2 separate regions of the Mus musculus genome follow, and region 1 is linked to region 2. The links are chromatin loops, found by intact Hi-C in ENCODE. Cell type or tissue: left cerebral cortex. All regions are shown on one strand. Each heading gives the region's core, and the rest is flanking DNA. Links, peaks and the distances in the headings are about the cores only. Region 1 has its middle 28 kb from the start of Cfl2. Region 2 overlaps Baz1a (bromodomain adjacent to zinc finger domain 1A).

What was found. Peaks named below come from ENCODE experiments on the same cell type or tissue, not always from the same donor. Only the 100,000 strongest peaks of a DNase experiment are listed, where the experiment ranks them.
Region 1: it touches region 2 in a loop (4-fold over the local background); 32 of 42 quality-filtered maps call a loop at or near these places.

Annotation. Positions count from the first base shown.
Region 1 is chr12:54,827,306-54,843,436 of GRCm38, reverse strand. No RefSeq gene overlaps it. Among named protein-coding and RNA genes, the nearest start is that of Cfl2, 28 kb to the left of the region's middle. In left cerebral cortex, for the core only: a CTCF peak has its summit at 12,672 (motif pointing left); DNase peaks (open chromatin) are centred at 7,111, 8,287, 9,352 and 12,651; H3K4me3 peaks cover 643 bases; H3K27ac peaks cover 1,088 bases.
Region 2 is chr12:54,881,511-54,897,641 of GRCm38, reverse strand. It overlaps Baz1a (bromodomain adjacent to zinc finger domain 1A), which reads left to right. Exons shown (of 27, transcript NM_013815.2): 25 at 1,470-1,612; 26 at 2,597-2,684; 27 at 3,141-4,653. The coding sequence ends at 3,337. Among named protein-coding and RNA genes, the nearest start is that of Cfl2, 27 kb to the right of the region's middle. In left cerebral cortex, for the core only: a CTCF peak has its summit at 7,042 (motif pointing left); no DNase peak of the experiment used is centred there.

The DNA.
Region 1 (16,131 bases), core at 4,879-12,878, 55 kb after region 2:
TCTTGTAAATGTGCTGAGCAGATTTGTAACTCTGAAGAGACATTTGAAAATGACAGCATATAGTTGAAGTCATGGAGCATCGGTGAAATGCCTAGCAAAAAACATATGAGGACCACAAGGGATGAATGGGCTGTTAGAAGTCTCAAAAGCAGAATTGTCGCAGGGCACAACACACATGCTATGCTTCTGCCAACTCAAGAGTACAGACACTGCAGGCATGTCATACATGAGGATAGAATGGAGTCTAAATTTAGCTCTAAAATCAATAAGCTTTCCTGTAGATGCTAGCTCAAATAGCTTAAAGGCTGAACAAGAAATAGGGGCTAAGGATGTAACTCAGTGGTAGGGATTGCCTAGTATCTACCAGGCCTTGGGACTGATTGAAAACATCATACTCAAAGGATAGTGCCTTCAAACATCCATGAAGCAGAGTGTCTTTATTCTCCAGTGTGTCATAAACTAACAGGAAAAGCTTGTAATTCTTGCACATGGGGGGCGGGGTGTAGAGACAAGTGAAGGTAGACCTCAGTTCATCCTCTACTACATAGCAAGGCAGAGTCTAACCTCAGCTACATGAGATCCAAAATAATCAAAATAAGAACCGAGGCCGTATCACAGTGGGTAGAGTGCTTGCTAGCATTCAGTACTGGGTATGGTAGAGCATGCCTATATCCTAGCATTTGGGAGGTAGCTTCAGTAATGTCAAAAGTTCAAGGTCACCTTCAGCAGCTAATTTAGGACTAATTTGGACTAGCTAAGACCCTGACTCAGAATAAACAGACTGACAACAGATACCACTCCATGATTAGTCCTCACTTCCCACCCTGAGAGTTGGGAAATAACTGTCCACCACACAGATCCACTGGTTCTGTGTTTCAGTGTCAGATCTCTCTCAAATGTTCCCAATGCTTATTCTCAATTCCTTCAGGAAGAAAGAGTAACCAGTACTCTGAGGGCCTGGAGAGTGGCGAGAAGACTCCAATTACTGTTTCTTACAGCTTCTCCTCTGAATATCTCTGAGTATTTTTCTTTTTTACTTCCCTCCTAACATTTTTTTATGCTTTGGACTCTTTTTAGCACCTCTAAAAATTTGAACTCTAGCATCTAAAATGGTTCCTGGCACACAAAATTATCCAAATGAAAGGTTATTAAATTAATAAACTTTCTTGTAATCTGAAGAGAATATGGGCTATCATGAATTTCTATTCAATCTCTGGATATTTATTTTACTTTAATCAGGGAATAATCAAGGAAATATACATCTTTTTTAAAGTCCAAGGTTTAGGTGGGCAGTGGTGAGGTACACCTTTAATCCCAGCATTCATGAGAGAGAAGCAGGTGGACCTTTGAGTTCAAGGCCAACCTAATCTACAGAGTGAGTTCCAAGATAGCCAGGGCTGCACAGAGAAACCCTATGTGGTGGTTTGAATATGCTCAGCCCAGGGAATGTCACAATTAGGAGGTGTGGCCTTGTTGGAGTAGGTGTGGCCTTTCATGTTTATGTGGGCTTGAAGACCCCTCTCCTAACTGCCTAGAAGATAGTCTCTTCTGACTCTCTTCAGATCAAGATGGAAAACTTTAGCTCCTCCAGCATCCTGTCTGCACGCTACCATGCTTCCTGCCATGATGATGATAATGAACTAAACCTCTGAACCTGGAAGCCAGCCCCAATTAAATGCTTTCCTTTATCAGAGTTACCTTGATCATGGTGTCTCTTCCTAGCAATGGGGAACCCTGACTAAGAGGGAAGGTACCAGGGGCTGGGGTATAGGCCTGACCATGGTTTTGTTTGGAGGAATGTGGGTTTGGAGACTTTGGAAAGCACTGGAATGTTTCAAGTAGGGCTTAATGGACCATCCTAGTAGGAATATGGAAGACATTGTTGCTGAGGGTGATTTGAACTGTGGGGCCCTAGCTCAGAAGGTTTTAGAGAAGAATTTTAGTATATGGCCTAGAGACTATTCTTGTAATTAAATATATTTGCTATTTTTTTGCCCTTGGCTGAAGAGTCTGCCTAAGGCTAAGGCTAAAGTGAAGAGAATCAGATTAATTGCATTAACAAAGGAAATCTCAGGCTGGCGAGATGGCTCAGTGGGTAAGAGCACTGACTGCTCCTCTAAAGGTCCCGAGTTCAAATCCCAGCAACCACATGGTGGCTCACAACCACCTGTAATGAGATCTGATACCCTCTTCCGGAATGTCTGAAGACCACTACAGTGTACTTATGTATAATAATAAATAAATCTTAAAAAAAAGAAAAAGAAAATCTCAAAAAAGCTCAACATAGATGTCTCTGGTTTATTCTCATGAAGTACACTTTGATCAAGTATAGCAAACTTAGAAAGGAAAAATACAAAATGTATGGTTCAAGTAATAAAGGGGAACCAGGAAGTGAAATGGAGCTAAATCCTGTGTTCAAGGAGATAAACAGATTAGTGGAGTAGTGACCTCAGGGCAAGATCCCGCCCAGCTAAGTTATTGTTTATGAGTTTGCAGTTGAACAGGGGATAGTTATATTATGTCTGGCATTATTAAGAGCTGGTTATTGTTTTCATTTGAACTTTTAATCTGGGATGAACTACAGTCCAGAAATAGAGGGCACACCTGTGATCCAGATCTTGTGGCTGGAAGACACAGGCTTTTGATCTGGACCTTGAGGCATAGTAACTGTCCCAGGAGACAGAGGCAAGCAGATCTTTGAGTTCAAGACCAGTCTGATACAGAGCAAGTTCTAAGCACAGCAAAACTTAGGTCTAGGTGTGGTGGTACATGCCTTTAATTCCAGAACTCAGCAAACAGAGGCATGCAAATCTCTGAGTTTAAGGATAGTTTAACAGAGCAAGTTCCAGGACAGCCAAGCCTAAGCAGTAAAGGATATAATAGAACAAGGGGACCATGTTCCAGCTCCTGAAAGCAGCAGAACTCAGCAGCTTCAGCCATGTGACTCTAGATTTAGAGTCAAGAGTAGATGAGACTTCTGGGAAAATTGATGCTGGTTAGCTGGAGCTAAGAAATCAGCAGTGATTAAGAAGAGACCAACATCACTGAGATAAAATCTTCTGGGAAGTGTTTTCTGAGAGCTCAAAGAAGCTGTATTCCAGAGGTGGCCAAGGTTGTACCCCATTCTCGCAGGTAGACTTGGTAATGTGTAAGACTTACCCAGATGGTACTAATTTTGAAGACATGAAGGGGGTCATGAAGAGCAGCTGAGGCTTGGCACTGTGAATGGCCAGGAAAGATAACTAGTGAAGGTGCAGCCTCAGTTGCAGTTAACAGCTAAGGACTGAAGGAGTCATGCAAAGAAGTTAGGCTTGGCACCATGAAGGGAGCTTATGAGAGGCACCATGAAGAGAGCCTATGAGAGGCTATTGGGGTGAGTCATCCAAGGCCTAGAGTGCTACAGAGGGAAGAGCTGGAGAAGTGACTCAAGCCCTTTGGAGGAGTCAAGAAGATCACGTGTGGATCTCAGATATTGGAACAAGAAGCTGTAAAAAGTTGAAGTCGCCTTGGATACCTCAAGATGTTTGAGATATCAGAGCTGTGGGATACCTGCTAAGAAAAGCTGCCAACAGGGAGTAGAAGCAGCCAAAGAGAAAGAATTGTGTTGCAGTCAACAGAGATGAAAGGAGTTGGAGATCTGAAGAGAGCATTGACATCAGACATGGAGATGCTGAGTTTGGAGTTTACCAAGCTGGTTTTTGGTTTTGCTTTGGTCCAGAATTTCCTCATTATGACGTTTGGAATGGTAATGTATATCCTGTAATGTTGGAGGTATGCAATCTTTTTTATTTTGATTTTATAGGGGATTATAGTTAAGTGATTGGATGAATCTCAGAAGAGACTTTGAACATTGTTGAGACCGCTACAGACTATGGAAACTTCTGAAGGTGGACTAAATGTATTTTGTATTATGCTATGGCTAGGAATGGCCCCCATAGACTCAAGAGTTTGAACAAGCCTATGGGAGCCAGGGAATGGAATGTCTGGTTTGAATATGCTTGGCCCATGGAAAGTGGCACTGTTAGGAAGTGTGGTCTTCTTGGAGGAAGTGCATCATTGTAGGGGTGGACTCTGAAGCTCCACCCAATGCAAAAGAGTCAGTCCTCTCCTGGCTGCACTCAGATCAAGATGCAGAACTCTCAGCTCCTTCTCTAGCACCATGTCTGCCTGGATGCTGCCATGCTTCCTGCCATAATATTAATGGACTAAACCTTTGAACTTGTAAGTCAGTCCCAATTAAATGTTGTCCTTTATAAGAGTTGTCTTGGTTGTAATGTCTCTTCACAGCAATGGAAACCCTAACTAAGGCAGCCACATTTGCCTAAATGAGGTCATTCCACAAGGAGTCATCACCTTCCAATGTGTAAAGACAGAAATGACTGTGGCCTTCCTTGCCATGTGAAAATGTAGACAGTCTTCCCTGAGAGCCTACTTTTGTTAGCTAAGATGCTGTCTTAGTTAGGGTTTTACTGCTATGAACACACATCAAGGCAACTCTTATAAGAACCACATTTAATTGGGGCTGGCTTACAGGCTCAGAGGTTCAGTCCATTATCATCAAGGTGGGAGCATGGCAGCATCCAGGCAGGCATGGTGTAGGAGGAACTGAGAGTTCTACATCTTCATCTGAAGGCTGCTAGCAGAGTACTGGCTTCCAGGCATCTAGGACAAGGGTCTTAAGCCCACACCCACAGTGACACACCTACTCCAACAAGACCACACCTCCAAATCGTGCCACTCCCTGGGCCAAGCATATACAAACCATCACAGATGTCAAACAGACACATTTAAAATAGAGCTGCGCTGACGAGGTGTAGGGGGGCTTCCATCGCACTGTTTGTGGGGCTTTCAAATAGACAGTGATCTCACTAGCCGCCTTGGATGATTACACCCCCAAGACGATACACGCTACTCATGTGAGAATGAGTGTGTGCATGCACAGGCCCAGTCCTCGGGAGTTTGCAGCCACAGCCTTTCTGGAACTATTCGTCTTGAAATGTTTCAAATATATAAAAATGGTAAGCCAGGTGTAGTGGTTCATACGTGTAATCCATCTAAAAATCTGAAACAGGGAACTGGGAGGCTAGCTCACTGGGTGAGAGCATTTACATGCTACTCAATTCCCCAGAACCTGGAACCAATGTAAAAAGCTAAGAATGACTGACTGCACATACCCTGTAATGCCAGTGCCACAGAGAGCAGAGGAAGATCACAGAGTCTCATCCCGCTAGCCTACAAGTCTGTCTCCAGGGAGCAGTGGAACATTCCGTAGGACACTCTTTCTCCTCCCCCAGCCTTCAAGCCCACAACTATTTATATATGTACATGAGACCCTGTCTAAAAACAAACGAAGGAAGAGCTCAGCAGGTTAGGCACCTGCTCTGGAAACCTGGGGACCTGAACCCACATAAACTGAAAGAGAGAACCAACTCCGAAAAATTGTCCTTCTGACCTCTACGCATGCACTGAAGCCCACACATATACATGTCACTCCCACACACGCACATACATGTATTCACGATAATAATAAGAACAAAATTAATAAGTAAGTCTAGATCCAAAAAAGAAACTAAATGTCACTTTGCATTTAACTATCACGTCTCCTATAGTCACTTCTGAAGTTGAGCCTTCCAGTCTTTGGAGCTAGGCGAGTGGCCTTCCTATTCATTTTTATTTACTTCAGTGGAGGTCATATGTAAATGAGGTCATATGTAAGTGCAGGTCCCAGCAATTTGTTATCAGCATCAATTGCTTTTTAGGTAAGTTCTCTTCATACAATCGGGCTGGCCTCAGACTCAGGCTCCTCCTGTCTTCATCTCCAGAGTCACCATTTTTTAGACAAGTGTTTACAGAAATGGAGAAGGCAGTTTGTGCTGAATGTAGCTCTACTCAGCTCTTAGCTTTGACCAATAAGTACATCCAGTAATATGTGTTAATACCATAGACATACATAGTGACAGGTGCTGGCAGACCAGAGAAACAGCATTCCATTTAGGACACACCCGAATCTAAGTAGTGACAGGCTATCTAGGTGATAAGACTGGGAGATGGGACCTTTTAAGGTAAAGAAAGATAGCCTGCTTTAATCCCAGCCATCAGGAGGTAGAGGCAGGCAGATAGATCTCTGTGGGTTCAAAGCCAGTCTGGTCTACAAACCAAGTCCAGGACAGCCAGGGCTCTGTTACACAGAAAAACTCTGTCTCAAAAAAACAAAACAAACAAACAAACAAACAAAAAAACAAAATACAAACCTAAGATGGCCTGGGCTGGGCTTCAGAGCAACTTGTAGGACAGCCAGGCTACACAGAAAAAAAAAAAAAAAGTTTCAAACAAAAACAAACAAACGCCAAGAAAGTAAATAAGTAAGTCATATGCGGATAAGATGGTGAAGATAGTTAAATGCAAAGTGACATTTAGTTTCTTTCTGCTCTTTGGCTCTAGACTTACTTATCAATTGCCAGTGCCCACCAAGTAGCTTGTAACCCATCTATAACTAATGGCCTCTTTTAGCTTCTGAGGGCTCCAGGTGTGTACCTGGTGCACACACAGGCAGGAAAATCTCTCATACACACAAAAGAAACTAAAAATAATTTAAAAAGGTAAAAAGCCACCAGTAGAGATGTGACCGGGGATCCCCGCAGTGGGTGACTATCCCCAGAAGAGACACTTGTGCGCATGAGTGAGTCTGAACTCTGGGATGCATCTGGGAACGGAGCAGCTGATCCCGCTGCAGTCCCAGGAAGATCAAGGCGGGCAGGGCTTCCCAGGGGGGAGGAAGGAAGGTTGGACCAGATAATGAGACAGCAACAAACCCTACTCCCAAGCTGCTAGTGGCTTTTCGCTCCCATGTGGAGTAATTCTTAAGATGGAGCTAGAAGAGCTAGGGGCGGAGCTGGAGTCAGATAAACTGGAGGATTGAGCAGAGGTCAGCTGAGGAGCCAAGCCCCGGCCCTCATCACGCCTGAGACAAGCCGCCTTTGAGGAAGACCTGAGCGGGCACTGGAGCTGGGAGCCAGGGGCAGGGATTCAAGAATCTTCATCAGGAAGAGAAGGGGCCCACGAAGAGACAAGCTGGGAGTAACGCCAATTCAGTCAGGGTGGTAGGGAACAAGTGGAAAGAATCTGTGTCCGTGTCAAAATGGAACCGCTAAGTTAGCCAACTCCGAAAGCAACACATGGCCACTCGCAGGAAGCTTGCGGTATAGAATACATTTCTGTACATATTAAAAACTAGGGAGCTGGAGTGATTAAAAATATGTACTACTCTTGCAGAGGACCAGAGTTCTGTCCTTATCACCCATAGCCAGCACCTATAACTCCATCTCCAGATGATCTGACTCCCATGGTCACCAAGACTCACATGTATACACCTCCCTATACACGTAATTCAAACTAATACTTCAAAAAAAAAAAAAAAAAAAAAAAAAAGACAGCCGGGCGTGGTGGTGCACACCTTTAATCTCAGCACTTGGGAGGCAGAGGCAGGCAGATTTTTTCTGAGTTCGAGGCCAGCCTGGTCTACAGAGTGAGTTTCAGGACAGTCAGGGCTATACAGGGAAACCCTGTCTCGAAAAAAAAAAAAAAAAAAAAAAAAAAGAAATTCCATGAGCACATTTGCTCAGCAGAGCAGATAAGAGTGCTTGCCTCCAACCCTCATGGCCTGAGTTTGACCCCTGGAACCCATATGATAAAAGGCAGGACTGACTGGCACAAGTTGTCTTCTGACTTCCACACATGTGCCATGACACATGCATACCCGCAAACATGAACACAAATAAACATAAGAAAACATGTTGCTGTTCAGTCAATGAACATGTTGCTGAACAAATGACCACAGCACATCCACTCAATTTATCAACTTTAATCAGGTTGGGAAGCATTGAATGAAATCAACTGTGGCGGTGCAGGTCGAGAGTTTAAAGTCATCCTTTGGTTACATCATGCGTTCGAGTTCAGCCTGGGCTACATGAGATCCTATCTCAAAACCAAACAAGCAACAGCAAAAGCCAGACCCTTCACTGTGTGGGGGCTGTAGTTCAAGCTTAGAGGCAGCATGAGCATAAGAAGTGTGTGAGCGTCACTGCCATGTTCTCTGCAGTGAGCTCTTCTCCTCAGAGAAGTGACTCATCATGGCGAGATTATCACTGCTAAGAAACCAACCCCCAGCACTGCATTTCGCCTCCAATTAATTATGAAAACAGTCTTGCTACAGTTACGGAAAAGGGAGACGTGTGCTTCCCCCGTAGGTTAAGGGGAGAGCTGTTCACTGGCAACGTTTCCTGTAAAGAAGAATTGACCGCTCCTGCTCCCCAAGGGCGGGGCTTTCCAGTGGGGGCGGGGCGGAGGCTTGAACAGCTGCACATTTCCAACATAGTATTCCCTACATGGTGTCAAGTGACTGGGAACAGGGTTTCAGCCACTCAGGATGACTTAGTCAGCCCCTTAGTCATCAGCTGCTTAGAGGCAACAATGAGAAGCTTGTGTTTGTGTTTCTGTGTGGGGTACAAGGGACAAAGAACAGCAAATACCCACACACTGCAGTGCTGATCCTAGCTTTCCTCTCAAAAGCATCCTTAATCGTATATATATCAAAGATAAAATCTTTTTAAACTTCAAATCTTATTTAATAATGAATTCTTTCAAAACAAATTATACAAGACAGAGTAGCTGACTGGGGGTGGGTTTTGCCACCATTGTCTTTTTTTTTTTAACATGCCATAGAATCTATTTTGACCATAATATCCCTCCCCTAACTTGTCCCCCCCATTCAGTTTTATGTTCTTTCTATTTATATATAGAAAGAACATAATATATATACATATATAATCATATATAATTTCTTAAATATATATAACAGTTTGAGTGTGCATATGTAGTTGAAAATAGAATATATACTGCAGTGTAGCTGTACATTATTTCCAAATAGTTGTCTAGAAATTCCCTTTTCCCCTTCCTTACTAAAAAGGTTACACATGAATAATAACCAGAAAATATTTCTAACTTACAGAAGTGTACACAGCCAATCTTCCATCACTACCCTTGTTCAGTCTCCCTCTCCTAGCCCCCTGCCCCTATAGAAGATGCAAATCCAACATTACCATCTCACTGGCTTTTGCACAAAAGGCAGATTCCAAGAGGAAAAGTCAGGAGTCACTAAGCATGAATCCCACTGTGGACACACCCCTGGGGAGCGCTAAGGAAAATCGTGGCCAAGTGTCTGAATATAGATCAGGCCAGTTCCAGGGAGATGATACGAGAGCCAGTCATCTCTGGGATTGCTTCTCCCTGCCCGTGCCTCTAACTAGCTGCTCTCCCTCAGACAGCTCTAGTCTCCCAGCCGTGAGTAGACACCATCACAGAGCTGTGAAATGAGACCAGGTGTGCAGAACACCAGCAAGTCACACCGGGAGGAACCCAGTGGTTAGTAGCTTCCCGTCCTCCTCCATGTGGACTTGGGTACATCAGAAGCACATACTGACTTATTTTTAACGAAGTTCTATTTCTGGATGTTTGCAGGGAAAGTGATAATCCCATGCACACCCTGTTATAGAAGGTAAAGGGGTGTGCCTGTGCCCCCACCGTGCTGCTCAGGCTATGACAGTGGAACACAAGTAGTAGTGTAGAGTTAACTAGAGGAACGGAGAAACCAACAGATGTATGCAGGAGTTCAGTTCAGAAGAGTATTTAGGATTTAGAAACCCTGTTAACGCCAGGCGTGGTGGCGCATGCCTTTAATCCCAGCACTCAGGAGGCAGAGGCAGGCGGATTTCTGAGTTCAAGGCCAGCCTGGTCTACAAAGTGAGTTCCAGGACAGCCAGGGCTACACAGAGAAACACTGTCTTGAAAAACAACCCCTGTTAACTGTGCTTATGTTATAGCTTGGAAACCTGTACAGTTAACTAACTGATTCAAAGAACACACTAAATGCCTTAGGGATGCTCCACTCCTCGGGAGAATTGCATTAAAAAAAAAAAAAAAAACTAGATTGAGGGAGCTGGAGAGATGGCTCAGTGGTTAAGAGCACTGACTGCTCTTCTGAAGGTCCTGAGTTCAAATCCCAGCAACCACATGATGGCTCACAATCATCCATAACAAGATCTGATGCCCTCTTCTGGTGTGTCTGAAGACAGCTACAGAAGACTCATATATAATGAATAAATAAATCTTAAAAAAAAAAACAAAACAAAGAACAACTAGACTGAGGGCTGGAGCCATGGCTCAGCTGTTAAGAGCAGTGACTGCTCTTCCAAAGGCCCTGAGTTCAATTCCCAGTAACCATATGGTGGCTCTCAACCATCTGTAATAGGATCTGATGCCCTATTCTGGTGTGTCTGAAGACAGCTACAGTAGTGTACTCATATAAATATAATAAATAAATCTTTTTAAAAAAATAGATTGTTGCTGGGCAGTGGTGGCACACACCTCTAATTCTATTACTCAGGAAGTAGAGGCAGGTGAATCTCTGAGTTTAAGAGTTCAAGACCAGGGCTGGTGAGATGGCTCAGCGGGTAAGAGCACTGACTGCCCTTCAGAAGGTCATGAGTTCAAATCCCAGCAACCACATGGTGGCTCACAACCACCCATAATGAGATCTGACCCCTCTTCTGGTGTGTTTGAAGACAGCTACAGTGTACTTATGTATAATAATAAATAAATCTTAAAAAAAAAAGTTCAAGACCAGCCTGGTCTATAGAGTAAGTTCCAGGACACCAGGGCTATTATATAGAAAAAAAAAATGCCTGTCTTTAAAAAATTAAAATAAATAAATGAAATGAAAATTTGACTTTTTTGAGACAGGGTTTCATTATGTAGCCTTGGTAGTCTCAGAAGCTCTGGGAACCTCTAAACCTCAGAAATCCCACTCTAGTGCATCTGAGAGCTGGGGTTAAAGGTGTGTGCTACCACATCTTTTTAGATAGCAGTTTTAGGTTGGTGGCAGTTCTGGGCTGTAGGAGCAAAGACACCTCATATACCCACTACCCCCACACAGCAACACCCCACAACAGTCAGAGACAGTGTTTCATTTTGTGGGCCTACACAGATGTGTCCCTGTCACAGCACCACAACTCACTTTACAGTTCATCTTTAGTATGGCAATTGTAGGTTGGACAAGTGTGTTCATACCAGTGTATGTAATAGAAAGCCCTTAGGTGGAGGTCAAGACCAGACCTCGCCTTAAAGATAGATAGATAGATAGATAGATAGATAGATAGATAGATAGATAATGATAAGTAGATGATAGATAGATAGATAGATAGATAGATAGATAGATAGATAGGGTAGATAAGGTAGATGATAGATAGATGTTAGATAATGATAGTTAAATAGATGATAGATAGATAGATAGATAGATAATGATAGGTAGATAGATGATTGATTGATAGATAGATAGATAGATAGATAGGTAGGTAGATAGATAGATAGATAGATAGATAGATAGATAGATAGATAGATAATGATAGGTAGATAGATGATAGTAGATCTGCCCTGTGCTTTTCCCACTCACCACCACCACCCTCCCTGAGCCCTGGCAACCACTGGTCTTGTCCACCAGCTCCATAGTTTCCTCTTTCCTAAGGTACAGTTGGAATCATACACTGGGCGTGGTTGCCTGAATCATACAACGTCCTTGGCTTCTCTAACTAAAAAGTATTATTTAAGTATTAAGGTGCCCTATGTCTTTTCATGGCTTTGAATCTCATTTCTTTTTTAGTGCTGAGCTAATATTCCATTGTCTGGATATACTACAGTTTATCCACTCACCGTGTAGGACATTTGGTAGGGAGTGTTGCATATATATGAGACAGGGTCTCATATAGCCCATGATGGCCTGGTACTCCTACACTCTTGCCTCTACCTCCCAAGTGCTGGGATTAACTACAGGTATGTATGGCCATCCTGGGAAGGCATCCTTCTTAGTGTGTGTATGCATGTGTGTATGTATATGTGTGTGTGTGTTTGTGTATGGGGGGGTGTATGTAAATGTGTGAGATTACATTCACCTTTTGAATCCTTTAAAACTCTTTCTCGTTGAACCTGGAGGAAGGCCATCAATCCTCTGTCTCCACCTTCAACAGTGAGGCCATGCTCTCAGTTTGTTATGGGTGCTGGACCCAAACTCAGGTCTTCAGCCTTGACCGTCCCTTTTGTTTGTTTGTTTGTTTGTTTTATTTTGTTTTGTTTTCGAGACAGGGTTTCTCTGTGTAGCCTTGGCTGTCCTGGAACTCACTCTGTAGACCAGACTGGTCTCGAACTCAGAAATTTGCCTGCCTCTGCCTCGCAAGTGCTGGGATTAAAGGCGTGCGCCGCCACGCCCGGCCCCTTTTTTGTTTTGAGGCAGGATCTCACTTGAAGTCTCCCCGGCCCCTTAGAACCAACGCTGATTTTGATTTGCTGATTCTGCCTCAGCCTCCGAAGCGCCAGAATCACAGGTTTGTTGCTAGCTCACCCAGCCAGATGCGTCTTTTATAGATGTTTTCTTGCATTTTTTATTTCTCATTCTCCAGTAATTATTTTTAAATTATTTATTTAATGTTAATGAACACACCCCAAATCCATTCTATAGTTCAACAGGCAAGATCCTGTAGTAAGGCTGAAGTAGCTTGGTAAAGCTGACAGAGAAATCCACAGCCATCTTCCACGGTGTGAAAGGCCAAGCCCGCCCTCTAGTGGTTCCCTCAGCAGAGCCACACACCACTAAAGCTTTGTAGACTCGTGGCAATTACAACTCTCTATCTCTACTATTAAAGTAGAGAAATGTTTTAGGTTTTTGTAGTGCCAAATTCATTCTTTAGTCGGAGTGGGGGCGGCGTGTTGTTTTTTTTTTTTTTTTCAAGACAGGGTGTCCAGGAACTAACTTACTCTTGTTCAGGCTGGCCTTGAACTCACAGAGATCTGTCTGCCTCTATCTCCTGAGTGCTGGGATGAAAGGTGTATGCCACAAGATCTGTCTCTATCTGAATTTATTTTTTTATTTTTTAAAGATTTATTTATTATTATACGTTAGTTCACTGTAGCTGTCTTCAGACACACTAGAAGTGGGTGTCAGATCTCATTACAGGTGGTTGTGAGCCACCATATGGTTGCTGGGGATTTGAACTCAGGACCTTTGGAAGAGCCTTCAGTGCTCTTACCCACTGAGCCATCTCACCAGCCCCCTTTTTAATTTTTTTAATTATTTATGGGGTTGGTGAGATGGCTCAGCAGTTAAGAGCTCTTCTGAAGGTCCTAAGTTCAAATCCCAGCAACCACATAGTGGCTCACAACCACCTGTAATGAGAAACAAATGAAAAACCTTTGGGCTGAAGCAAATGGGCTGGATCGAGTGGTGGCTCACAACCATCCGTAATGAGATCTGATGCCCTCTTCTGGGGTGTCTGGAGACAGCTACAGCAAGCAGGGACGGAGGGAGAGCTGGAGAGTTGACTCAGCAGTTAAGAGCACTGGCTGCTCTTGTGTACTTACATATACTTATTTATTACATATAATAATCTTTAAAAAAAGATTGATTTATTTATTATTTTTTAGTTCTTCCCCCTCGCCTTCTCACACTCGATCCAGTCCATTTGCTTCAGCCCAAAGGTTTTTCATTTGTTTCTCATTACGGGTGGTTGTGAGCCACTATGTGGTTGTTGGGAATTGAACTCATGACCTCCGGAAGGGCAGTCAGTGCTCTTAACCGCTGAGCCATCTCTCCATATATTCACTCTTCACATATTGTTGTGGGGCAGTCACCAGAGAAGACAGCTCATACTTGGTTACAAGCTAGTAGAAAGTCTTTATTAGCCAGTGTGTTTGGGATCCTAGGGTATTGCTGAGCCTTTCTCGGGGTGAGCTTTTAACACAAAAACCATGTTCTAGCACCACATACTTCAGTTAACAAGACAGCCAGAAACAGAGCGACAAAAACAAAAAAGCAAAAAAGTTAATATATTTAGATACTTTCCCAGAATTCTGGACTTTGATGAATTAAGTCTTTGTTTTCATTTTGGCATGTGGTGTTGTCTGTGTGCTAAAGTTTACAGCCTGAATGGCACTTCCATCATGGAGTCAGTTGTGCTAAGGTCTGGGGCCCTGTCAAAATATATAGTTCAGGCTCAGCCTCCTGGTCTCAGCTGCTTCACTCTTCTGAGTCCTGCCATCTTTAAAAACAGGATTTTATTTTATTTTATGTGAATGGGTGGGTTTTTTTTTTTCAGGCATGCTTTTATAGGTCAGAAGAAGATGTCAGAACCCCCATCTCCACTCCATAGGTTCATATATTTCAATGCTTAGTCACCAAGGGTTGAAAGTCTTTGAAAAGATTAGAATAATTAGGAGGTGTGGCCTTGTTGGAGGAAGTGTGTCATGGGGAGTGGGGGGAGGCTGGTAGAAGTATCAAAAAGCCCATGCCAGGCCCAGCCTACAGATCAAGACATAGCTCTTAGCAACTTCAACACCAAACCTGCCTACCTCCTTGCTCCCCACCATGATAATGGACTTAAGCCCCAGAAACTCTAAGTAGAACCCGATTAAACACTTTCCTGAGTTGGCTTCGTTACGATGTCTTTTCACAGAAATAGGACAGCGACGAAGACAGATTTATCTCTTTATTTCTTCTGCATCTCCACATTTCTGATAGATTACTGCTGCCAGATTAGGTTATATTCAAGGCAGGGCTATTGGAAACCTGCTCTCAGGTTGGCAAATTCACTGGCCCAAAGGACCAAAGCCAAGGAAGTCATCATGGGAAAGGGGGCAGGGGATAAGGGGAGGAGAAAGAGAGGAGAAAGGAGCATTCTTGCAGAGAGAAAGAGAGAGAGATTGACTGATTCCAGAGCAAATTGCTGATGTGGACCCTTAGGCTGGTGTGATGTTCCAGAGCCTTTCTGGACTTGCACCAAGTCTCTTCCCTTTCAACACAGAATCTGACCCAGGTCTTTGTATGAGGCAGGAGCCTACCAATGAGCTACACACCCAGTCTCCTTATATTTCGTGAAGATGTATTTGTTCTCTGTCCTATCCTCTTGGGGCCAACTGTATGTCATTAGTCCTTAAAAGCAGTCTCATAAACTAATTTGTAATTGGTTGTTTGTGGATAAGCCTAGTGTAGTAAATTGCTTCAATCAAGGTGAATCTGTCAAAGTCCCAAGAGGAAACAGGTGGCACACTCAATTAGCAGAACTCAAGGGAGGGCCAATGTAACACAGTTTCAGGAGAGTGTGCACTGCTGTCTGGGGGAACAGCAAGGCTTTCCTCCTGGGAGCTGGGAGAAGGGAGGGAGCCGTGGGGAATTTCCCACTAGCCCTAGTTGAGCTTTTGAGGATGAAGTGGGCAATAACTCCATCCAAGCTGTCCTCTTTCAATCTCCATGGGGCATTTCTTTGGTTTGGACTCTAGTGGCCTGCACTGAACAGGTCTATACAGGTCAATGGCTCTGAAGAGCAAGATGAGAGGGACTGGAGAACAAGCAACTCCTAGACAAATAGAAGATACACACATTCATGCTGCACCAGTAGGGTTCTACTGCTGTGATAAACGCCATAATCAAGCAACGTGTGGAAGAAGAGGGTTTTTATTTGGCTCACACTTCTACATCATAGTGCATCATCACGGCAAAGCAAGTCTCAAGGCAGGAAATGTGGAGGTAGGGACTAAAGCAGAAGCAATGGAGGAAAGATGCTTACCAGCGTGTTCAGCTTGCTCTCTTAAAGCACCTAGGACTGCCTGCCTAAGGGTGGCACTGCCCACAGTGAACCGGGGCCTTCCACATCAATCATAATCAAGAAGGCTTGATATGATGAGGAGGCATCTTCTCAAGTAAGGTTCCTATTAATCCCAAAGAGGAGAGGAGAAAGACTACCGACACCAATCAGCATGGCCAAATTAACTATAACAACCTATTAAAGGTTATAGTTGGGGCATAACCCAATCCTTAAGAAGCAGAGGTCTAAAAATAAACAGGATTGAACCCAGTTTATCTTTCCTAGATGGCCTTTAAGCCTGAGATGGAGACAAGCTAGCTCTTCAGTTCCCTCTTCCCAGATGACCCTAGCTTGTGTCAAGTTGACAAAAACTAACCAGCGCGCACGCAGGCATGATTTAGAAAGGCCCCTAGAATCATCTCACGCTGACTCCCCTCCTCATGCAATG
Region 2 (16,131 bases), core at 3,934-11,933:
TTCCTCCCTCAGAACACACACAATCGGCACTAGACAGGAACATTACATTGTTTGATAAGATTACCCACTGTAGAGGTAGCCCATGCCTTTAATCCCAGCACTCAGGAGGCAGAGGCAGGAGAATCCCTGACTTCAAGACCAGCCTGGTCTACAGAGTGAGCTCTCAAACAGCCAGGACCACCTAGCAAGACCCTGTCTCAAACAACAAAAAGATTATTCTTTGAAATACTAGACTCGGGGGCTGGAGAGATGGCTCAGGGGATAAGAGCACTGACTGCTCTTCCAGAGGTCCTGAGTTCAAATCCCAGCAATGACATGGTGGCTCACAACCATCTGTATTGGGAATCTGATGCCCTCTTCTGGTGTGTTTGAAGACAGCAACAGTGTACTCATATACATGAAATAAATAAATCTTAAAGAAAGAGGTTAAAAAAAAAAGACTTTAGCTGGGCAGTGGTGGTGCACTCCTTTAATCCCAGCACTCAGGAGGCAGAGGCAGGCGGATTTCTGAGTTAGAGGCCAATAGATAAAAGTGCATGCTTACAAGCCTGACAACCTTAGTTCGATTCCTGAAACCTACACGTGAGGAAACAACTGAAAGTTGTTCTCTGACCTCCACACATGATGTATTGCACAGGCGCGCACACACACACAATATATATATCATAAAAGTAAGTCCCTTTCTAAAACTTCTGCAATTTTTTTTTTCTGGTTGCTGTCAAAACTTAACCTGAAATGAGAAGAATGTGTGGATTCACACAAGAGATTTAAACACCTGAATTCACACATGAACCATGTTATACCCTAGATTTCACTGGACCACTTAAGATTTTTTTCATAGCCCTATCTGGCCTGGAACTCCCAGAAAACACTTGCATTTGCCTCCTGAGTGTGGAGGTTTAAATGTGTACTCACACCCTGTCATGATATGCTTTCTTCAAAATATGCTTTAAGAGCTACTAGAGAATTGCTTAGTTGGATTTGTTTGGTTTTTTTAGAGTATCTTTAGTAAAATTGAGTAAGAACCCCAAAAAACTTTTTGGAAATTTTTAAATTAAAAGGGAAATTAAGAGTACTTGGCCCAGATTTCTACGTCTTTCAGAGTAAGTTAGGTGGGCTGAGGCGATAGCCCAGACACCCAGGCACCCAAGCCTTGGCACTAGGTGTTCAGAAGCCATGTAATGTGGCATGGGAGGTGGGAAGGCAGCCCACAGGACCAACACGATGCATCCCAAGTCATCCAGCCACCACGTGCTTGCTGTATCAGAGAGCCAAGGTTTGATTTAAAGACCCTGATTCCAGCATAAGCCTCCACATGCTGGAATCACGTGCAGGCCCGCAACCATACACTGACACCACATACACTTGAAGGGCAAAAACCTCACTATAAGGCGTGGCTTGTATTTCTGTAACAGGTTTAACTTATAATCAATATTTTGCTTTGATACTACCTAAAATTTCTTATTCAGAGTCATCTCCTGTACCACTGAATCGAAGAAGTTCTGGCAGGCAAGGAGGTGTCCATGAACTGTCTGCTTTTGAACAACTTGTCGTGGAACTGGTACGGCATGATGATAGCTGGCCCTTTTTGAAACTGGTTTCTAAAATCCAGGTAATAATATTAATATAACTAGACTTTATAGGGCTGGCAAGATGGCTCAGTGGGTAAGAGCACTGACTGCTCTTCCAAAGGTCCTGAGTTCAAATCCCAGCAACCACATGGTGGCTCACAACCATCCATAATGAGATCTGACGCCCTCTTCTGGTGTGTCTGAAGACAGCTACAGTGTACTTACATATAATAAATAAATAAATAAATAAATAAATCTTTAAAAAAGAACTAGACTTTATAAACTATGCTTGTATTACCTGACTTACATTTATATGATGTAGTCTTTATGGAAACGTTGATAGATGATTGAGCTGCCATGTGCTGGGACTTGAACCCGGGTCCTTTGGAAAAGCAGCCGGTGCTCTTTTCCAAGTCATTAGTTTCTACTTTGAGAGCTCCAGAGCAAGAATCTGAAGGATTAATTAATATAGAATTAATTAATATAGGATTAATTAATATAGAATAACATCTTAAAATTAGCTTGTGTTGTGTGTGAGAGTTGAGTGATGAAGACAGGACCCCACCTTAAGTTAGGAACAGGTAATGAGTAGCAGTCTTAATAGCAAGCGCCTTTACCCAGCAACCCCTATCCCAAGGTAACAGCCCAGTCGAGCCTAAGGCTTTCTCTGTACCTGAAGATTGCCCTGAATTCCAGCCTTTATCTTTTATAGATAGTTTTTGTCATCATTTAAGTAAACATTGTCACTTTCTATTCATTACTATATAGATGCAATAATGCTCACTAATAAATATTATGGGTAAATATATATATATATATCAATCAGGTTTTTTCCTTTCATAATAAATTACATGTATGATGGTATTAAATGAGCTTCTACATCATTATAATGACTCAAAATATGTGACATAGTTTAATGGAATAATAGTATTCAGAAGTTGATATTGTTTTTCGGGTATAAAATTAATTTAACCATATATGTCCAATAATTTCTTTGTACTGTGAAATACCTTATTATTTTACAGGTCCCAGACTACTATGACATCATTAAGAAGCCCATTGCCTTAAATATAATTCGAGAAAAAGTAAATAAATGTGAATATAAATTAGCATGTGAGTAACCTATCATTTCCTTTTTAGTGCTTTTAAGAGATGTTGCTATTTTTATTTTGTTTTAAATTAGTACATTAGTATAGGCTGTTTGGCAGCCCAGGAGGTTCCTCAAATGCTCATTAGTACATACTGATGTACACACTGAGGTGGAAGATGGATGGGTTAAATAAAGAGGTTGAGTAGTTAAGAGACATTCTGTAGAGTCTGGTCCTAGTGGGGAAGATTTTGGCTTTAATGCAATGATTAACCACGGGCCTCCTGGGAATCTGGGCCAGGCCTCTGTCTGCAGCGGAGAGCTGTGGAAACACACAGTGCGCAGTGTCAGCAGGAGGGTCTCCAAACCTTTATAAGTGAACAGCTTTAAGCTCAACTTCTCTTACCTTGTTTCAGTCTCTTCTTTTCTGACTTCCCTTTTCCTAATGAGCTTTCCACATTTTTGTTTGTTTTTCTCTCCAGCTGAGTTTATTGATGATATTGAGTTAATGTTTTCAAACTGCTTTGAATACAACCCTCGGAACACAAGTGAAGCAAAAGCTGGAACTCGGCTTCAAGCATTTTTTCATATTCAAGCTCAAAAGCTTGGACTCCACGTCTCACCCAGTACTGTGGACCAGGTTAGCACGCCACTAGCTGCAAAGAAGTCACGGATCTAATTTTGTCCTTCTAAAGGCAATACGTGAAGAAAAAGATAAATCGTTCATGAAATGGAACATTAAATCATGCTCTAAAGCAGATACGTGTATAAAGCAATAACAGCTGGTTGACCACATGCAAGTGTGGCCTGCACTATATTCTCAATTTACTATTAAGCACTCAGGAGAATGTAGGAAAGATTTCCTTTGCTACAGTTTTTGTTCAGTATCTACTAAGTTTTATAGCTGTATTGGGTACAGTCCTGGTTTACAGAGGCTTTTGTGCATTTTGAGGTCATTCATGTGTTCAGGTATCCTGAAAAATATTTTTCAACTATGATTTATTTTGTCATTGAGCTTTAGGAGTTTCAGTCATAAGGAGGCTTTGTCTCCACAGTAGCTCTTGTAGATCACAGCTTAGAGAATGTGTCTAAAGACTGTTTCATGAGCACATGGTTTCAACACTACACATGAATGAATCCAATTCTCTAGCTCTGACGTGCTGTAGCCAGTGCCTGCCGACTGAATTTATTAACTAGATATTTATTTAGCATTCAAAGTCATTTGTGAATTTGTTTTGTATTTATAAAATTTATACTTGGAAGAATGTTCTTTAATTTTTTAAACATTTTACTATGTTTCTGTTTTATTTCTTGACCAGTCTTAATGATTTAAAAATAAAAATGCCACCCTCTCTAACAGTTCTGTTTTACAAACGATAAGTTTCTGTGTACAACTTTTCTAAGTGTGCAAATAAAATGATACATTTTTTCAAGTTTTCTGAATTCTGAAGTTTTTGCAAATTAAAATCATGCTTTTGTCTGTTTATACATACAGATCATAAAAGCCATACAGTGTTTCATTGTCTGGGTAGAAGATGCCTCCAGTTGGTGGCAGTGATATTCTTGCACAGATTCACACTAGGAGAGAAGCATGTTGAATCCTGAGATTGCAGACATATATCACTGTGCCTGATTCCAAATACATGGTTGATTTCAATGGTCTTTGTGGTACAGGCCTGTAATCTTAGCATTCAATAAGCCTGAGGCAAGAGGATCACAAGTTCAGGGCCAGCCTGCCTGGGCTACACAGTGAGAAGCTGCCGATGGTAGTTTGAATGTAAATGGTGCCCATGGGCTCTGGATTGGAACACTAGGACCAAGTGGCTTCTGTATGGAAAGGCTTAAGAAATGTGACCTCAGCTGGACGATGGTGGCGCACGCCTTTAATCCCAGCATTCCAGAGGCAGAGGCAGGCAGATAGATATCTGGGTTTGAGGCAAGCATCGTCTACAGTCAATTCTGGACATTGAGGGATACACAGAGAAACCCTTTCTCAAAAAAAAAAAAAAAAAAAAGGAGGAGGAGGAAGAAAGGAAAGAAAATGTGGCCTTGGTAGAAGAAGTGAATGAATGGAAACAGTTGGAGGAATGGATGTCTTGGGACAATTTTGCAGATTATGTGTTGCTTAAAATGTAATGTAACTGACACAGAGCCCAGAAAGCTATTGTGTTTTTGGAAAAGTCTCTGCTGAACTGAACTTGCTAACATGCTTCCTGTTGTGGTCTGGCCAGTGGTAAATGTACTGCAGTGATGTTAAAGGGCTCTGTAGAACTTTATACCTCTCTGGATGTTTATACGCATGCAGTTTAGTTTTCAGATGTGGTATGAACTGAGTGCTTCTGACAGCAAAAGGCAGAGGTACTAGTGTCCAATTTTTAAAAAAACGTTTTTTTTTTCTTTTTTTATGTGTAAGAATTTTATACTTAAAGTATCTGTAGCTTTTGGGGTGAAAAAAAACTTTTCTTTGCCTTACTCCCAGTTTGCTCCCCCTGCTTCAAATGCTCTCAGTTTCCTATGCCTGCTACCAAAGTCATGATTGATCCCAAATAACTTCTTATATAAATTGCTTTGGTCATGGTGTTAAATCACAGCAAGCATTGACTTTTTCATTGACTACTATTGCAACAAATGCCGGATGGAAAGAAGTCAAAGTCGATAGTCTTTGTACCTAATAACTGTGAAATGCCTTTTGTATTAAATAAACCAGTTCTGCAAGATTTCTTGGTTCATCTCTCCATTTTTCAGAAGAGGTTAAAACTCACATCATTTTTTTTTTAATTCAGTCAGGTAGGTACCTTCAGGAAGATGTGAATACAGTTTTATTTTTGTGGAGAGCATAAAAGATCAAATAGAAGAAATGAGGTATAGGTGTTTGGGTCCATTCAGGTCTCACTTTCTAGGAAGTTACAAAACAATGGCTGGCATGGACTCATGATCTGGTTTTTCATTTTGTACCCCAGTCTCCTTTCAAGCACTAGAGACCAAACTTGGGTCTTAAATGTGCCAAGCAGGCAGCACTGAGCTCCATTCCGGACCCCTGTCTGCCTTGTTAATTGGTAGTTGTAGGGCGCAGCTGTGTGGCAGTTTTACTTAGTGTTATCAACGAATGCTGAAGTGAGAGTCCTGGAAAGGAGCTGGCCTCTGAGCTGTGGGCTCCAGGGTCCTCATTTAATGTCTACGCATATGCAGAAACGTGAGACCAACATTGGGGTGATTGTGTCTCTGTCATAGAGATGTATGGACACGAATTTCAGAGTGGATGGAGGTCAGAGGACCATGCTAGGGAATGGGTTCCAGGATTGCTTGCAAGTGCTCTTCCCCTTCAAACCACCTCACTGGCCCTATGTTTGTTATTTGAGACAAAGTCTTACTCTTCAGCCGAGGTTGTCCTGGAATTTACTGTGTGTAGCCCAAGTAGGTCTCAAATTCATGGCAATTCTCCTACCTCAGCCTTCTGAGCACCAAGATTGTAGGAGTACATCATCAGACCTAGCAGGAAACAGAAGCTTAAGACACATAAAGCTTTGAAGGTATCAGTTCTGCCAATATAGATTTGTTCTCTAATTCACTGCCAGTGTTAAGAATATTCTACCTTTTTTAGAGAAAGAAGTGGAACATAATGTTCGCTTGCACACCCTGAATACATTCATTTCATAAAAATGGCAGACTGCTTCAATTAGTAGTAACAGCCTGAGGAAGGTTACATTTAACCTGTATCCCACGGTAGCCATTTGTGCTTGCCATTCAAGAGAACATGCGGTAGAGAAGAGCGGAAAACAAATGCGAGGCCATCAGCATGCAAGTATGCATCAGCATGTCAGAGATGGAGGACCACCAGTAGGCAAGTAATGGAAATGTATTAGCATGTTAGATGACATGTAAACAGTAATTACATCACTGTTTTTCTTGGTAACAATTTTGTCTTGGAAGATAATAAATTTGCTACCAAAAAGTGTTTGAGAAGACACCTAGAATATGAATAAACATCTGTAAAGTGAAAAGTTCTAGACCAATGATGGGAAGACTCGGTGGGGAAGTGCTTGCCTCTGCACAATGGCCTGAGTTTAATCTCTAGATCATAAGAGAACCAACTCCAAAAGGCCGTCCTCTGACCTCCACAAGTGCATCATGATCTCCGAGTGGTTTTAAAGGAAGCTTGTGAGGCATGGGCAAGTGTGCCTTTAATCCCAGCACTCAGGAGGCAGGCAGACAGGTCTCTGAGTCTGAGGCCAGTCAGGTCTAAAAAAAGATGGTATATGGACTGGAGAGATGTCTATGCAGTTAAGAGTTCTAGCAAAAGGACTCAGATTTAGTTCCCAGCACCTATATCAGGCAGCTCACAACTATACTTCCGCTCCAGGGGATCCACTGCCCCCTTCTGGCCTGCAAGGGCACATGAACCCAGTTCTCCCAACCTATAGACACATAAACACAAGTGTTAAAATACATCTTTTGAAAAGAAATAAATCTTGAGCTAGAGAAATTACCCAAGGAGCTAAAGGGATCTGCAACCCTATAGGTGGAACAATATGAACTAACCAGTACCCGGGAGCTCTTGTCTTTAGCTGCATATGTATCAAAAGATGGCCTAGTCGGCCATCACTGCAAAGAGAGGCCCATTGGACTTGCAAACTTTATATGCCCCAGTACAGGGGAACGCCAGGGCCAAAAAGGGGGAGTGGGTGGGTAGGGGATTGGGGGGGTGGGTATGGGGGACCTTTGGGATAGCATTGAAAATGTAAACGAGGAAAATACCTAATTAAAAAAAAAAAAAAGAAAGAAATCTTTTGAAAAGTAAGATCGTGTGTGTGTGTGTGTGTGTGTGTGTGTGTGTGTGTGTGTGTGTGTGTGTGCTGAGTAGGACTTTTGTTGTTGCTTTGTCCTGCTTTGCTTTCAAGGCAGGGTTTCTGTGTGTATACCCTGGCTGTCCTGGAACTCACCAGACACCAGCCTGCCTTTGCCACTTGAGTGCTGGGAGTAAAGGCATGTGCCACCACTCCCTAGCTTTAAAAAGGACTTTTAAATGTAACCCATTGTGATGGTTTGAATAGGGATGGCCCCCATGCGACTGTACTGCTAGATAAACACTTATACACATTCAAATTCTCTTGTTCTTGCCAGTTAGTGGTGACACATGCCTTTAACCCCAGAGACAGAAGGTTTTCTGTGAGATCAAGGCTAGCCTGGTCTACAAAGTGAGTCCAGGGTCTAGGACAGCCAGAGACACATAATGACTGTCTAGAAAAACAAAACAACAACAACAACAAAAATCTCATGGTGTAGCCCTGGCTGGCTTGGGACTCAAAAGGTGCCTCTGCCTCCCAAGCCTCCCTTGCAGAGAGCTATGTGGCCATCAGTCACGTAGGCAATGCCCAAAGCTCCTGGTATTCTGTCTGGACTTCACCCCAACAGTTAGCTGGCAACAGCCAGGTAGCGCTTCCTACTATAAAAGGAGCTGCTTGCCCCCTCCTCCCTCTCTTACTCTCCCCTCTTGCTCTCCTGCTCCCCCTCCCTTCTCCCCTCTCCAAGTGGCCATAGCCAGCCTCTGCTTCTCTCCTCTCTCCTCTCTGCCTTTCTACAATAAACGCCTTAAAACCATGGACTGCCCCTTCTCATGGGGATCCGCTATGCTGGAGCAATGGAGCAGGTCTCCCCCTCGAGTCTAACCTCCCATCAGGAGGCTTCCCTGCGCTCCAGCCATGGCTTCTGCCAACCCAAGCTGCTGGCTGAGCAAGCCCAGTGGTAACCAGCCAGAGCCCTCCTCCTGCCCTTTTCCCTTCGGCCCCAGGCCAGAGTCCGCCCATGGACTCCTGATCTGATCTCAGCTCTTCCGAGGCAAACAGTGGCATCTGGGTTGTCCAAGAACTTGAGAACCTGTAGCCCTTGGCCTCCATGCAGGCCCGGGGACCCCAGCCAACTCTGGCTAATTCCGTGGAGACCTTACCCAAACTATACCTTCCCCACCTCCTGTGTGGGGTCTTGCAGCTTCTCATAGCCTTATGCCTGCCCTGCGGTGCCATGGGGGCGAGTGCAGTCAAACTTCCAGAGTCCCGCCTTGCCCTTCGGCCCTAGCCTCAAGCAGTTGTGGGACCCCATTTTTGACCTACAAGTAAGATGGAATAATTTCCCTATGTCCATCACCCAAGCTTAAACAAACATCAGTTCCCCCACCAGCCTTGTTCTATTGTCCTTCCCACCACTTCACCATATGGTTATGAAAAAAATCTCATTTGTTCCTCTACTTCCATAAATAACTCAAGATATATCACTAAGAGAAAGGGGGCTCCAAACAAAAAAGAACATGTAAATAGCTGAACTACTTGATTTTAAGATTTATTTATTTTATGTATGTGAGTACACTGTAGCTGTTGATTTTAGATGCACCGGAAGAGGGCATCAGATCCCATAACAGATGGTTGTGAGCCACCATATGGTTGCTGGGAATTGAACTCAGGACCTCTGGAAGAGCAGTCAGTGCTCTTAACCGCTAAGCCATCTCTCCAGCCCTTTTTGTTTGTTTGTTTGGTTGGTTTTTGGTTTTTTGAGACAGGGTTTCTCTGTGTAGCCCTGGCTGTCCTGGAACTCACTTTGTAGACCAGGCTGGCCTTGAACTCAGAAGCATTCCTCTGTTTTGTGTAAAAGTCATTTCGCATTGGGTAACTTCAATGTACACTGGATGACCTTAATATAAGTCTGATGCTTGCCTTGAGGAATTACATTCAGATAAACACTCCCTTGTGTTCACATCTGTTTGTCACCCTGATTCCCCGAGGGTTGCGGGACCCACGGAGTCCAGCCTTCGGCAATGTTCTGATTCTGCAGTCAGTACACAAAGTCTCAGTGTCAGGGCAATGCATTTGGATATAAAATTCATTGGGCATTGAGTTCCAGCTAGTCCGCCTGAGACACATTGTGAGAGATGATAATATTCCCTCCCTGAGTTCTCTAACACCATCAGTTACCACAGCTGACAAATGATACTCCTTTTATAACTTCCTCCTGGAAAACTAAAGACTCTCTGAAGACTCCCTGAACCCCCAGGACACTTGAAATGTGAGGAGCAAATGGCTGTAGGCGCCTTTAGCTCAGGTTCTTGGAACGCAGCTTCTCTTTTCACTAAAAAGAATAGTTCACCGTAGCAGATTCCAGATGGAATCTGGTCTACAAGGCACTATGAAGCAACAGCACTGTAATGAAGGCTGTCAAAAAGGAGCATTTGGTTTTTAAATCAAAGATGTTCTTACTCCCATGTCCATACCTTTTATAGCCCTGGCTCTCCTGGAACCCAGAGAGTCAAATGCCTCTGCCTCTGAGTGCTGAGATTAAAGGCATGTGCCAGTCAACACCCAGCTACCATAGGTATGACTCCTTAAAAAACATTTTAAGTGATTTATATATTCTTATTTTATGTACATTAGCTTTTTGCTTGTGTGTATGTCGGTGTGAAAGTGTCATATCTGCAAGAACGGGAGTTATTGACAGTTGTGAGTCGCCATTTGGATGCTGGGAACCCCTGTTCTCTGAAAGAGCAACCTTTTCTTTCTTTTTTTTTTTTTTTTTTTTTTTTTTTTGGTTTTTCTGAGACAGGGTTTCTCTGTGTAGCCCTGGCTGTCCTGGAACTCACTTTGTAGACCAGGCTGGCCTCGAACTCAGAAATCCACCTGCCTCAAACTCAGAAATCTGCCTGCCTCTGCCTCCCAAGTGATGGGATTAATGGCGTGCGCCACCACTGCCCGGCCATTTATGACTTTTAGTGTGCTAGTTCTTATCAAGAAAGTATTTACTAACTTTTGCAGCATTTATTGGAGAAACTCTACTAGGGTAGTTCAATTTCTTCCATACATTACAATTAGAGCCTGTGGTTGTTTGAATGTTTGGTCTATAGGAAGTGGCACTATTAGTAGGTGTGGCCTTGTTAGAATAGATGTAACCTTGTTAGAGGGAGTGTGTCACTGTGGGAGTGGGCTTTGAAGCCCAATTATCAAGAGGCCCTTCTAGTTGCCTGCAAGAGTCTCCTGCTGTTGGGTGTGGTGGCGCACACCTTTAATCCCAGCACTTGGGAGGTAGAGGCAGGCGGATTTCTGAGTTTGAGACCAGCCTGGTCTACAAAGTGAGTTCCAGGACAGCCAGAGCTACACAGAGAAACCCTGTCTCAAAAAAAAACAAATAAAAAAACCAAACAAACAAAAGAGTCTCCTGCTATGCCTTTGGGTCAAGATGTAAAACTCTCCACTCCTACAGCACCATGTCTGCCTATAGGCTGCCATTCTTCCCACCATGATGATAGTGGACTGAACCTCTGAAACTGTAAGTCAGCACCAATTAAATATTTGCCTTGGTCATGGTGTCTCTTCACAGCAATGAAACCATTAACTAAGAAAGAGCCTTTCCAAGTTTCTTTTGTTGTTAAGAATAATTGATATTTATTCTTTGACAGTTGCCTACATACAATATATCTTGATAATATCCACCTCCCAACCCCACCCCCACAACCCCCTCCCTCTAGCACATCTTCTTCTTCTCAATAACTCATTGAGTCCAATTAGTGCTGCCTGCATACCCATGGATGTCATAGGATATGGACTACACTGTGACCCCCAAGACTGTGTTATTTACTGAAAAAAAAAAAAAAAACACCTTTTTCTAGTTGTGCTGTGGCTCATCCCTTAGCACACACCTTTAATCCCTCTGCCTGGAATACAGACACACCATCAGTACATGCCTTTAATCCCAAACAATGAAGGTAAAGTTAGTTGGTAGAAGGAAGCAGCCATGTTTAAAAGTGAGGCCTGATAGAGGGGCAGACAAAGTGATAAATCAGAGAAAGACTTGACAAAATAGGATATGCCCAACTCTCACAGGAAGAGAAAGAGATGTGACTCAAGAAAGAGCAGTGCAGAGCAGGAGACAGGTAGTTTTACTGAAGCCGTGGTACAGAGACAGGATGCAGAGAGAGAACAAAGTGGACACAGGTGAAGACAGAATGAGCCAGAGAATGAGAAGGAGCCAGAAGATTAGAACAGATTGCAAAAGTTAGTATGTGGCCAGGCAGAGTAATTCATTTAGAAGCTGAGAGAAGCCAGTTTGAATCAGTCAGCATGGGGAGGAGTTTTGAGCCCAAACAGCTGAGCTGACCAGCCAGCCAGAGATCAGAGAGAATTAGGAACCTGTGAGCTTATTCAGCAGTAAGTCTCAGAGGCTGAAAACATTGTAGGACTAAATTAGATTGACAGAGGCTAGAAGCTTCCAGGACTAGTCCTAGGTTAGCCAGACAGGGGCAGTTAGCCTTGGATACTACATTAAGCAAATACAAGTTACTTTTACACATGGATGTAGGTCCATCCAAGGAGCAAACTACCAGTGGCCACAACTCCAAGTGGGAATAACTCCCCTGGTACCCATCAACAGCCAATAGTTTTTCAGCTAGGGTTGGGGCCTCATGAGCTCTTCCTCCGTTCATGTTAAGATGGTCACTGGCCTGATCTCACCAAAATCTAAGCATGGCTACTGTGAGTTCATGAGTGCAGTAGACAGTCATGTCCAGAAGACGGTGTGTTGCAGCGCTCATCCCCAGTCTCTGCCTCTCAATCTTTCCATCTCCATCTCCATCTCTCTTCAGTGGTCCCTGAGCCATGGGGTGGGATGTTAAGATAGATATCCCATCTCTAGCTGAGCGCTCCACTACCATTTGTTTTCAGTACTCCAACCGGCTGTGCATCTCTGCATTAGTTGCGGTCCACCGCAAGAAGGAGCCTCTCAGACCCAGACTAGGAGCAGTCTACAAGCACAGGCATAAAGTGTTCAGAAGGCAGTTCGGCAATGGTCCCATTTAGTAGAACAATGATAGTTGGCTCCTACCCCAAGGGCATACACCTTCCCAGCCATGGGCTTCTGACCGGAATTTACAGTCCAAGACACGAATTCCCTCCTGTGGAACTGGCCCCAAATATGAGCAGAGCTTGGTTGGTTACCCTACAGCAGTCATGAGGCTCTTACACCGGTGCACAAGTTTTATCTGGTAAATCGGGGTCCATTGCTAGTTAAGAATTACCCCGTGAAACTTCATAACACCTTCCCACACTATGAAAATGACCAGCCGTGAGGGCAGTGTCTTAGTCACTGTTCTACTGCTGTGAAGAGACTCCAGGACCAAGGTAACCATTACAAAAGAAAGCATTTAACTGGTGCCTTGCTTATAGTTTCAGAGGTTTAGTCCAAAATCACCATGGCAGGGAAAATGGTGACATTCAGGAAGCAGTAGCCAGGAGCTACATCCTTTTCCCGCAGACAGAGAGAGACAGTGGGCCTGGCGTGGACTTTTAAAACCTCAAAGTCTACCCCCAGTGGCACATTTTTTCCAAAACGTTCTAATGCTTCTCAAATAGTGCCTCTCCCTGGTGACTGAACAGTCAAATATATATGAGCCTGTGGAGGTCATTCATTTCTTCTACTCAAACCACCACAGAAGTTTACCGGTCAATTGCAGCTCAGTTTTCCTATGTCCTTTAAAACATAGTGGTTGGGACTGGAAAGAGCACCGGCTGCTCATCCAGAGGTCCTGGGTTCAAATCCCTGCAACCACATGGCAGCTCACCACCATTTACAGCTGTGCTCCCAAGGGATCTGATGCCCTCTTCTGGCATATAGACATAGAAGAAAGGTTTTTTTGTTTGTTTTTTGAGACAGGGTTTCTCTGTATAGCCCTGGCTGTCCTGGAACTCACTTTGTAGACCAGGCTGGCCTCGAACTCAAAAATTCACCTGCCTCTGCCTCCCAAGTGCTGGGATTAAAGGCGTATGCTACCACAGCCCGGCAAGAATTTTTTTTAAAGAAAGAATTTTCACATGAAAGAAAAAAAAACAAACAAGCATTAATGCTCATTTACTTATTTAAGATAACACTTCAGTATGTACCACAGGCTGACCTGGAACTTGCTATGTTGATCATGCTGGCCTGGATGAGATCCACCTGCCTCTGCTTCCCAAGTACTGGGATTAAAGACGTGCCAAATTCCCTTTTTGCTGCAGATTATAGACTAGTGGGTTTTATATGGCTTTCTTCTAGATCCTTAGTTTTGGTTCGTTCTCATCAAAGAGCATGGGCACTGTCTTAGTTACTGTTTCTGTGAAGAGACACCATTACCAAAGCATCTTAGAAAGTGTTTCGGGCTGGAGAGATGGCTCAGCGGGTAAGACCACTGACTGCTCTTCCAAAGGTCCTGAGTTCAAATCCCAGCAACCACATGGTGACTCACAACCATCCCCATCCGTAATGAGATCTGACACCCTCTTCTGGTGTCTGAAGACAGCTTCGGTGTACTTACATAGAATAATAAATAAATCTTTGGGCTGGAGCCAGCAGGGGCCAGAGGGAGCAGAGGTCCTGAGTTCAATTCCCAGCAACCACATGATGGCTCACAACCATCTGTACAGCTACAGCGTACTCATATACATAAAATAAATAAATAGGTTTTTTTTAATTTGTTCCTTAAAAAAAGAAAGAAAGAAAGAACGTGTTTCATTGAGGCCTTGCTTATGCTTTCAGAGGCTATGTTCTTGATTTTCATAGTAGAAAGCATAATAGCAGTAGCTGAGAGTTTATATATTATTTGCAAGATGGAGGCAGGGGTGGGGGCTGGGCCTGTCATGGGCTTTTGAAACCTCAAAGACTACCCTCAGTGACACATCTCCTTCAAGACTCATACCTTCTAATCCTTCCCAAACAGTTCCACCAACTGGGGACCAAGCATTCAAACATATGAACCCGTGGGGATAGTCTCATTCAAACCACCACAGCTGAAAAGTGAGTTCTCATCAAGAAGGGATTCGTCCCAACCCCTCTCCCCTGTCTCCACCCCAGCCCTTGCTTAAACCTTTAACCCTTCTACTGTCCTTTTGACTTATTCTGCTATCCCTTTCCACACATAGGGCCTATGCCTCTACCTTCTCTCATAAGCCCTTTCTAACTTCCTGATCTCCACACACAGCCTGAATTAAATGCACAAACCTAAAAGTTCAAAGCTCTGATCCACGCATGAGAGCAAGCACATGAGAGAACACGCATTGAGAAAGAGCACGGGCGGTGGCCTTTCTGTGCCTGGGTTACCTCACTCTCTTCCAGTTCCATCCATTTTTCCTGCAAAGTGCATAATTTCACTTTTCTCTATAGATGACTTGTACCAGGGCATGGGTCATATGTCCGTTATCCAGTCACTCGTTGAAAGACACCTAGGCCGATGGTATCTCCTAGCTGCTATGACTAGCGCAACAATGAGCACAAACATTGAAGGTGAGTTCCTCCCATTCTCCTTTCTCTAGTCAAAACTAGTTTCAGTAAGATCAACTTTTGACTTGTGAATTTGATTTTATGTAATAGCTTTGTTTTTATGTGTATGAGTATCTTTGTGTGCTTGTGTGCGTGCCACATATGTGTCTAGTGACTTAATAGGTCAAAAGAGAGCACTCTGGGGAACCTCCTGGAACTGGGGCTACTGATGCTTGTGAGCTACCATGTGGCTGCTAGAAACTGAACCCATGTCCTCTGCAAGAGCAACAAGTGCCGTAACCACTGAGCCATCTCTCCAACCTCAGGTTTTTGTTTCTTTGGTTTTTTTTTTTTTTTTAAAGTGAGAGTTTCAGGTCAGCAGACACTAAATATTGATACCTGTCAAGATAAGCTTGTAAGGGCTGGTGAGATGGCTCAGTGGGTAAGAGCACCCGACTGCTCTTCCAAAGGTCCCGAGTTCAAATCCCAGCAACCACATGGTGGCTCACAACCATCCATAACGAGATCTGACTCCCTCTTCTGGAGTGTCTGAAGACAGCTACAGTGTACTTACATATAATTAATAAATAAATAAATCTTAAAAAAAAAAAAAGATAAGCTTGTAAATGTTGTGATAGTTGAGAATGTTCAGTGCCTAAGGTCTTAGGTTCATTCCGCACCGCTTCATATAATTAATGTTCATATCTTGTCTGGCATGGCAGCTCAGACGTATAACCCCACTACTCAGGAGGTTGAGGTAGGAAGACCACTGAGAGTTTGAAGCAACCTGGACATAATGATTCACAAACTGGTTGAATGAGGTCATTTCTTTATTTTATTTTTATTTTTATTTTTTATTTTTTGGTTTTTCGAGACAGGGTTTTTCTGTATAGCCCTGGCTGTCCTGGAACTCACTCTGTAGACCAGGCTGGCCTCAAACTCAGAAATCTGCCTGCCTCTGCCTCCCAAGTGCTGGGATTAAAGGCGTGTGCCACCACCGCCTGGCTCATTTCTTAAATATAATTACTTAATTTGTTTAATAAATGTGTGTCATCTTATCAACCTATTGACTGCATAACTTCTCAAGCCCTGGAACTAGAGCACACATAGGCATCATCTCTCAATGCTGGTCTCCCCAAGCAACTTGCCTTTCCTTACAAAGAACAGAAAAATCACATGATTGCAAGTGTAGAACAAATCTAGTGACAG